Linked DNA regions of Homo sapiens: region 1 is linked to region 2. The links are chromatin loops, found by intact Hi-C in ENCODE. Cell type or tissue: Calu3. All regions are shown on one strand. Each heading gives the region's core, and the rest is flanking DNA. Links, peaks and the distances in the headings are about the cores only. Region 1 has its middle 350 kb from the start of SHH. Region 2 overlaps RNF32-DT (RNF32 divergent transcript).

Region 1 (4,389 bases), core at 172-4,171, 310 kb before region 2:
ATGTTCCTCACGATCATTTCTGTGTGTTAGTGTAGGGGGAGCAAATGTCAGGATGGGGCATAAAATACCTGTGTCATTGTCTAAGGCTGAGTGTCAGGTGAGGCGGAGCCAGGCCTCGGCCCGGCCTCCCTAGATCCCCTCATCTTTCCAGGCCCCCAGCGTGCAGGAGCACCCCTCTCCAAGCTGACTGTGTCCAGTTGCTTTTCCAATCACCGAGTCGGCTTCTATTTGATCACCAGATAAGAATGGGATTAGTACGATTTGGGCTGTTTGAATGATTTTGAACAACCCCAAACAACAACAACCCTGCATGTGGCTTTGAAATAAGCCTTGAATATCATCAGGTGACTGCTGATTACCTGTAGCAACCGCTTATTAACATTGGAAAAGCAAGCCCTCTAGATGCTATCAGCGAGCCTACCGAGGGGATCAGCTGGCTGCCTCACCCTGCCCTTGGCTGGGGTGCTCAGGAGAGATGGCGGGCCCCTGGGAGGACGGAACTCAGGCGCTGCCTGGTTCCGACAGGCAGGTTCTCCAGGAGGCTACAGCTCTTCTTCCCAGGTGTGTGGGCCAAGCGGCCACTCCTGCAGCATGGGGATGGATCATTTGGTTAGACTCTCTGGGGAAGCGGAGCAGGCTGCCTGTGCATGTGCACACGTATGCGAGCATGTGTCTCCCCGAGAACACCAGGCCCACCAGCTATGGCTTCTCCCTCCTTCCACCTTTCTTTGTGACCTTGGGCACTCTTTGATGGCAGATAATTTCCTCTTCCAGTGCGGAATGCCCTGATGTTAAACTATTAGCTAATATCCTGGGCACCCATTCACACATCTGCTGGGCTGAGTTGCGTGGGGAGGCTCAGAGCTGAGGATGTGGGAAGCACCTGAAGCAAGAGCAGACAGGCTGGGGGGACAATGAGGCCCATGGGCCGAGGGGGCATGCCAACACCTGTATGGACATACAGCCCTGGGTGACCCCAGACCATGCATTTCTGTGTTTTCTAAGTGAAAAAAAAAAAAAAAAAAGCCCAACTCACTCTGCAGAAAATTCGCTCTTCTCATAAGGGGCCTTCACCTCTAGGACTTAGCCACACGGTCCCTGAGGGAGACACACTGTGTGATTTGAATAGCATGGAAGGGCTGTAGAGACCCAAAGCCCACCCTGGTCCTGGCCTCGGCTCCCAGACACTCCACAAACATCTCCCAAGCCTGTTGGCCTCACTGAACGTGGGCCCAAACCAGTCATAAGAACACAGCAGGACCCGTGCTTGTCTGGAGGGCTGGGCAGGCAGGGCAGAGGTTTGACGGTGGGCGCCCAAGACGATGTGCCTGGCGATATTTCTCACGTAGCTCCTTCCACATCTCCCTGCCGTGGGGCTCCTTCTTTCCCTGGACTTCTAAGCACTTCAGGCCTTCCCTGGCCACCTTTAGGAAGGATGCAGAAAGTACTACTGAAGTCAACTAAATATCACTTCCATAAATGACGGGGCACAGGTTTCCTGAGGATCCACTTTCCACACTGTGCTTATCCTGTTTCCCGGTTCTCTGCTCCTTTCCAAATTTTGGAGTGACAGCAGCTTGTGAAAAAAACAAGACGGCCGGGATCACCCGTGTAATCCCAGCACTTTGGGAGGCCGAGGTGGGTGGATCACCTGAAGTCAGGAGTTTGAGACCAGCCTGGCCAACATGGCGAAACCCTGTCTCTATTAAAAATACAAAAAATTAGCCGGGCATGGTGGCACATGCCTGTACTACCAGCTACTCGGGAGGCTGAAGCCGGAGAATCACTTGACCTGGGAGGCGGAGCACTGCACTGCACTCCAGCCTGGGCGACAGAGCGAGACTCCATCTCAGAAAGAAGGAAGGAAGGAAGGAAGGAAGGGAGGGAGGGAGGAAGGGAAAAGAAAAGAAAAGAAAAAAGAAGGAAGGAAGGAAGGAAGGAAACAAAACAGTTACAGAACAAGACTTTTCAGAATTTAATTGCCAGGCTGTACGTAGGACTACACGAAGAGCCTCCCTCCTCTTCTGACCCTGGATGTCTCTTAACCATAAAGCAACCTGGGTTTCCCTTTCTCTCTCCTTGTTGCCTTGAGCGACTCCCACCCCTTCACCCACCAGCTGTAATGCGACACCCTCCTCTCCGGCCTTCTTCTAATGCCACGCCCTCCCCGCCCGCCTTCCTCTAATGCCTCGCCCTCCTCGCCAGGCTTCCTCTAATGCCACACCCTCCTCGCCAGCCTTCTTCCCGGCTGCCTCTCCTCCCGCCAGGAATTCTTCAGTGCTTCTGACCCTCACGTGGACCATTTCAACACCTCCCTCCTCGGCACAACAGATTATTTTTAGAAGTAACCACAGATAATCAGCAATAATCTTTACTCCCTTGATTTGTTCTTTAGAGTCAAAGCAAGTAACAATTTTAAAAGAAGAACACATTTTCAAAATGTGGCACATATACACCATGGAATACTATGCAGCCATAAAAAATGATGAGTTCATGTCCTTTGCAGGGACACAGATGAAGCTGGAAACCATCATTCTCAGCAAACTATCGCAAGGACAAAAAAACCAAACACCGCATGTTCTCACTCATAGGTGGGAATTGAACAATGAGAACACATGGACACAGGAAGGGGAACATCACACACCAGGGCCTGTTGTGGGGTGGGGGGAGGGGGGAGGGATAGCATTAGGAGATATTCCTAATGTTAAATGACGAGTTAATGGGTGCAGCACACCAACATGGCACATTTATACATATGTAACTAACCTGCGTGTTGTGCACATGTACCATAAAACTTAAAGTATAATAAAAAAAAATCTATCTTGAAAAAAAAGAACACATTTTCATTTTAAATATATGATTCAAGTTCAGGGAAATATCTCATGTCTGAATAACAATTTGTAATTACCAAACAAAAATATTCTACCTCCACAGGTTTGCCATTTCACTGTTTTAAATTTTAAATGAAATTGAAAACTACAAATGTTTGAAACTCAAGTTTCGTATCTTCGTCTTTCTGATGGGTATGTCATGATTGTTTATTCTGAATTGACTATTTAAATGCAGAAGTTGGAGATGTGACTTCACCCAAAGCCAACTCAAAGGTTCTGAACGATTAAAAACCTGCCCATTGGGTCAGGAGCCCACCTTGTGAAAGGCAATTCTCCAAATTAACTTCCATGTAAATAAAATGATTAATTAAGAATAAGTGATAGCTGGGCACAGTGGCTCACACCTGTAATCCCAGCACTTTGGGAGGCCAAGGCAGGTAGATCACCTGAGGTCGAGAGTTCGAGACCAGCCTGGCCGAGATGGCAAAACCCTGTCTCTACTAAAAATACAAAACAATTAGCTGGGCGTGGTGGTGCGTGCCTATAATCCCAGCTACTTGGGAGGCTGAGGCAAGAAAATCCCTTGAACCCAGGAGGTGGAGGTTACAGTGAGTTGAGATTGCACCACTGCACTCCAGCCTGGGTGACAGAGTGAGACTCCGTCTCAAAAGACAAACAAAAAACAAGAATAAATGACAAAAATGCACTCCTTTGAATCTTACATATATATCACTAAAAGTCAGCAATAACCACAGTAATCGTTTCAAACAAAGGTTCTTTTGTTAGTGGAGGTCTTTAAGTCATTGCCAGTGTTCAGAATTGCAGGCGCACAGTACTAAGGACGGCAGGCTCACTCCCCCTTGGCATTACAGTGATTGTAAATTCTCCACAAACAAGGCACCTATGCCATGCACTGGAGGGGAGGGGAGCACTCCCACCGCCGGCCCATGGCCACTCACCTGGCTGCCACGCTCATCTTCCTGATGCTCGTCTCTGAGCCTTCAAGAAACCACTTTTACCCATCACATCAAATCCAGATTTTACAGCTCCAAGTCAAGAGTTTCCAGCCAGACATCATCCCTCCAAGCACATCTGCTGCTCTCCGCCCTTTGCCCGTGTCCCCCGGGGCAGCCTGTCTCCTTGGCATCCCTCCACCAGCCTTATTCTCTTATTTACCTGAGAAGTCCTCTCATCTCTGCACCTCCCCGACCCTAACTCTGCCTTGTCTTAAGAGACCGTCTCTGTGTCCTTCCTCTGCTCTCTTGTTTCTTTGGACAATCGCTTTGGTAAGTGATTGCATATCTTACATACTATCTGTGTTACAGGTGTATATAAATATTTCCCCTCCATAAAAGGATAGGCACCATCAATATTTATTTTAGATGGTGCACATAACCTAATACACATCTAGATACAAAATAGGTACTTAGGGAACTTAATCCTAATATGTTGAGCCAAAGACATTTGAAGAAAATATGAGCATTTGGGAAAAACATCACCCCTTCACTGGATTTCTGCCACTAGGTGGTCCATCACAAAGCACTTAAACCTCATAGTA
Region 2 (4,389 bases), core at 150-4,149:
CTGTGGACTCACTGCCTTGGACGGCTCGGCCTAGTCTTCGTCTTTATCCTGTTTTCTACAGTTCTCCGCATGGAGTTGACAGTAAGCAAGCCTCCAGGTCGCCGGAATCAAAGACCGAAACCCTTCATCCTGAGGGCTGCAGGATCATGTAGTTGAGATGGAGAACAGTTCAGCACAATGTTCCTTTGAGACTCACCGCTAACACCGAAAGTAAGTGGTTGAGGACAGAGCCAGGCAGTGAGAATACAAGGAATGTCTGGAACCCGTAGCAGTGCCTCTCTGGGCCTCCCCTGCATGTTGAGGAAGACAACAACGCAAGCACCAGCAGCAGAAAATGAGAAAATTGCTTCACAGCACAGGGCCCTTCCTTTCTTCTCTCCTTTGCCTCTGCCCTTTGCTGAGAAAAAGCCTCTTCAGCAATCACTCATTGCTTCCCAGCCCGTAGAGCAAGGACAGGCTACTTGGCTCTCTCCGTCAGAAGCTTTAAAACAAGAACCAAATCCTGAAAGGCCTGAGAAGAAGGAAAAAGCAGAAAAAAAGCTGAAAGCTGACGTGGAATCCCGGTTCCAGGAGCCGCTCTCATTCTGCCAGGCCGGGATGCAGTATGAGCCTCTTTCCATCTGATTTGTCTTTTGTTCCAGTACCTGGCCTATTAAGTGCTTGTGAATGAAGAGAACTGATATTCACTAAATTCCTACTATGTGCCGAGGACTACTCCACGTTCTTTCCATAGCTCATCTTTACCAGTTAGCTCATCTTTACCAGTGGAGGTGAAGAGATGAGGACGCCCAAGGTCAGAAAGCTTGCAGGTGGCTCAGGTTGGCAAGGTTTATAAGCGTGGGGATTGCAGTAGAAGACCTAGCCCGGTACAAGCTTAGAACACACTTCATCAATACTCATCGAATGCTTGAGTCAATACATGTCAAATAATAGAACAAAGGACTTAGTTCTGTTCCCATACTAGGAGAAACATGGGCCTTTATTGCACCTCAATAGGGAGGGGGTTGGAGGGACCAGATATGCATGCTTGAGGCTTTGTGGTGGTGAAGACGTGGCCCCTTCATGAGCAGAGTTAACATGCAGGTGCACTAACATAATACTCCCCCACTGTGGAGACCGTTACGACACATGCCTATGTTCCTTATTCTTGAGGATTTTAAACCTTCGGAAAGACAAACCCATGGGGACATTACGTGCTCATTCACGTCCCTGCCCTGTTTCCAAAAGATCATCATGTTCTGCAGATTCTACTTCCAAAATGTCTTTGAACCTGGCCCACCCAGGGGAACTCCCTTCCTCTGATTCCACTGGTCAGAGCCTCTCACAAATGAACTCATCTCTCCTCACTTATTACTGACTACGATATCCCCATTGCCCGGTACAATGCCTGACACACAATAGGTGCTCATTAAACGTCTTTGGATGAGTGATTGAGGGAACGAAGCCATCTCCTGGTCCTGCGTGCTTTGCCTGTCATTCCATCCTCCTCACCGCTGCAGAGTCCTCTTTCTAAAGCACTCATCTGTCTTGAGAACGGAGGGCTGAGAAATATTCTTCCCTGAGAAAGAAAAGACACTGCTTAATCTCAAAATATATGTTCAGCAAGAGGAATATTTTTATAAAAATAAAGGATAAGCTGAAAGAATGTAAGCAGAAGCTGTAATTTCAGCAGTGGCATTTACCCCGTTTGTTTTAAGCATTGGCAGTGTATATTACCCTGCATTAGCCGCAAGGATAAACAGTGTTTTCAGATTCAAATATGTCAATTACAACATTCCTGGATATTCGGAGGTCTTTTCCTGTTCTATTTCTTACGCTGTTCCTCTCAGAGTTCAAATCAAACCTCCAAAAACTATTTTTTTTTGTTCATTGTGAGCTCAGCGTGGCTAATCTTAATTTTACTACTCTTGTGAAAACATCCAAAACCAAATTTGCCTTGGTAAGAAAAATTCATCATACAAAATGTCATATGTTTTTATTATCTGTTCACATAAAAACAGTATTAGTAAGGTTAGAGGTAAAAAAGTAAATGTAAATCTTAAACATAGTTTCTGAACTGCCTTGTCACTGAGAGTTAAAAATCCTCTAGCAACCTAACCCTTTGCATCTGACATTATTTTTTGTGACTATTCCTCTAGTGAAATAAGTCACTGACACTTTAGTGTAAGTTACTCCTAGTAAATCACTTTTACACAGGTTAAAGGGAAGCACAACAGAAAAACTGTAAGGAAGGTGGTGCAGATATCCAGATTTTGCCCAGGACAGCCTAAGCAGAAAGCTGCTTCCCTCACTTCCCTCCAAAGTCAAGAATTGAGAGGGAAGATGGCCTTCCAATTCCAGCCACTGATGAGAATAAATTCCGGAAAAACATATTAAACATAGCGTTTGACGCTTCTATCCACAGCTGGAAACATTACACAAATTTTAGTGAGCCCTGAATGCCAGCAGCCATAATTCCCAAATTCTTTTTTAAAATAATGAACTAATCCAGGTGAAGGACCTGCGGCTTGGCGCCATCTGGTGCCTGCACAGAGAAAGAACGTTCCATCGAGGCTGCAGTGCTGAGTCCCTTTGTTAGTCCAAGTGGGGAACACTTTTTAAAAACACAACCGTTGTCTTTCATCACAGTAAATCCTAAAGTGCTACTAACAACAAACTCAATCTGAAAATAAACTTGAAAATTATTTATAGTTTTTCCAACAATGATCTTATTTTGAGAGAGAATACATTAAGTTCTGCTAATACCAACCCTGGGCTCTTACAACATAGTGACTTCTACTAACTCTTTCTATGTGCATATGTTTTTTTAAATGATAAAAGCATTTTCCACAGGGGGATGCCAGTGAACTTTCTTTATCATTGAAGTGTACAGCACAAATGAGAACTTTTTCAAACACTGTTCCTAAGGCAACAAGATGCTACTTCCTAAAAGATATATTTAAGGGGCTAAATCTAAAGTTGATTTGAAAATTGGAAAAAAAAAATGAAAATGTTGATTATCCAAAATAATTAGGGAAATAAAACTGCAAAGATCTCAGAGTAGAATATTTTTACTTCTCAAAATATGGGCCTCGTTTCCTAGTTGTATCTGCCTGCAAAGGAACGGAACTAAAAGGCCAAAGCTCAGGGTCAACCCGGCTTCCTCAGCCCTGGTTGGATACATTCATCTGCATGCTCAGAACCAAGCTGACACCCATGAATGGAGATGAGTCACTGCGTTTACAAAGTTGTGGTTAAACATAGAAGGGTTTACTTCGCTTGTTTCATCCTTGCTTCTAATTTCTTCTTGACTTCAGTTCATCGTACAGACAGCCACTGAGTTAACTCTTCTCCAAGCAGTAGTTGGCTTCTGGGATGATGCTGACCCACCATCTTATTTCATCAGTTTTCTCCATGGTTCACCCCATATTCTTCCACACAAACTCAGTATTTCAGCCCGACTGGCACAGGAGGTGGCTTCCAAATACATCATAAACCTTCTCACCTGGTATTCTTCCTTTCTAGAATATTCTCTCCCTTCCTCTCTCATTACCTAAAGCCTCCAGGCTCCCGTTCAAGTCCCATTGTTTCCCTAAACACTTTCTGCAGGGGCTCCAAGTTGTGATCTCTCCACGTTCCTTGGTGCGGATAGTAGATTCTACACATTCATTTGGGAATTTCTGTACAGAATTGACATTTTTATTTTTATTTTTGAATTACACATTATTTTCCCAGCTAGACCATGAGATCATTCAATTTAGGAGCTATTTTATAGGTTTGGACACTAAACATTTTACAGTGTCCAATGATGATAACTAGTACTTGTTGGCAGTTGTTACATAATTGCTATGTTTTAAGTGATTTATCTAAAAACTCTTTAAGGTAGACGCTATTATTCCCTTCACTTTAAAGATGAGGAAACTGAGCAAAAAAGGTAAAGCCATTGAGCGGGAACATGATGGAGCTGGAATCCCACCCAGCTCTGCCTGCTCTGCAACCCACGTCTGCATGGCCATGTGAACCTACACCTCAGCACAGGCTCGAGGAGACGGCAATCAGTGACAGACAGCAGGCTTGTGCATGTTTAACTGAGAAGGCTGAGAGCAGCCAATGCTAATGAACACTTCAAGTCCACCACATCCTCCAGCCACAGCCATGCAGCCACACACCACACACTACTACCACTGTCCACACTCAATCCCTGCGGCTCACCACACACGGAGGGGGGTGCTGGCATGAAGGAGGAAGCATGTCAGGCTTCTCAGCCTCACGTCACCCACTGGCCAGGTGCTAACCTCAGATGACTGACTCCACCTCTCTGACCCTTGGCTTTCTCGTTCCTATAATGGAGCCAATCATGCACTCTGTGCAGGGTTGCTATGAGGGTTACAAGAAACCCATACAAGGAAC

Evidence for each region. A loop is a pair of places that touch in the nucleus more often than their neighbours do. Peaks named below come from ENCODE experiments on the same cell type or tissue, not always from the same donor. Only the 100,000 strongest peaks of a DNase experiment are listed, where the experiment ranks them.
Region 1: it touches region 2 in a loop (4-fold over the local background); 4 of 110 quality-filtered maps call a loop at or near these places.

The regions. Positions count from the first base shown.
Region 1 is chr7:156,158,831-156,163,219 of GRCh38, forward strand. No RefSeq gene overlaps it. Among named protein-coding and RNA genes, the nearest start is that of SHH, 350 kb to the left of the region's middle. In Calu3, for the core only: no CTCF peak of the experiment used is centred there; a DNase peak (open chromatin) is centred at 2,171.
Region 2 is chr7:156,471,154-156,475,542 of GRCh38, forward strand. It overlaps RNF32-DT (RNF32 divergent transcript), which reads right to left. Exons shown (of 4, transcript NR_026865.2): 4 at 946-1,558. Among named protein-coding and RNA genes, the nearest start is that of LINC00244, 67 kb to the right of the region's middle. In Calu3, for the core only: a CTCF peak has its summit at 2,505 (motif pointing left); a DNase peak (open chromatin) is centred at 2,528.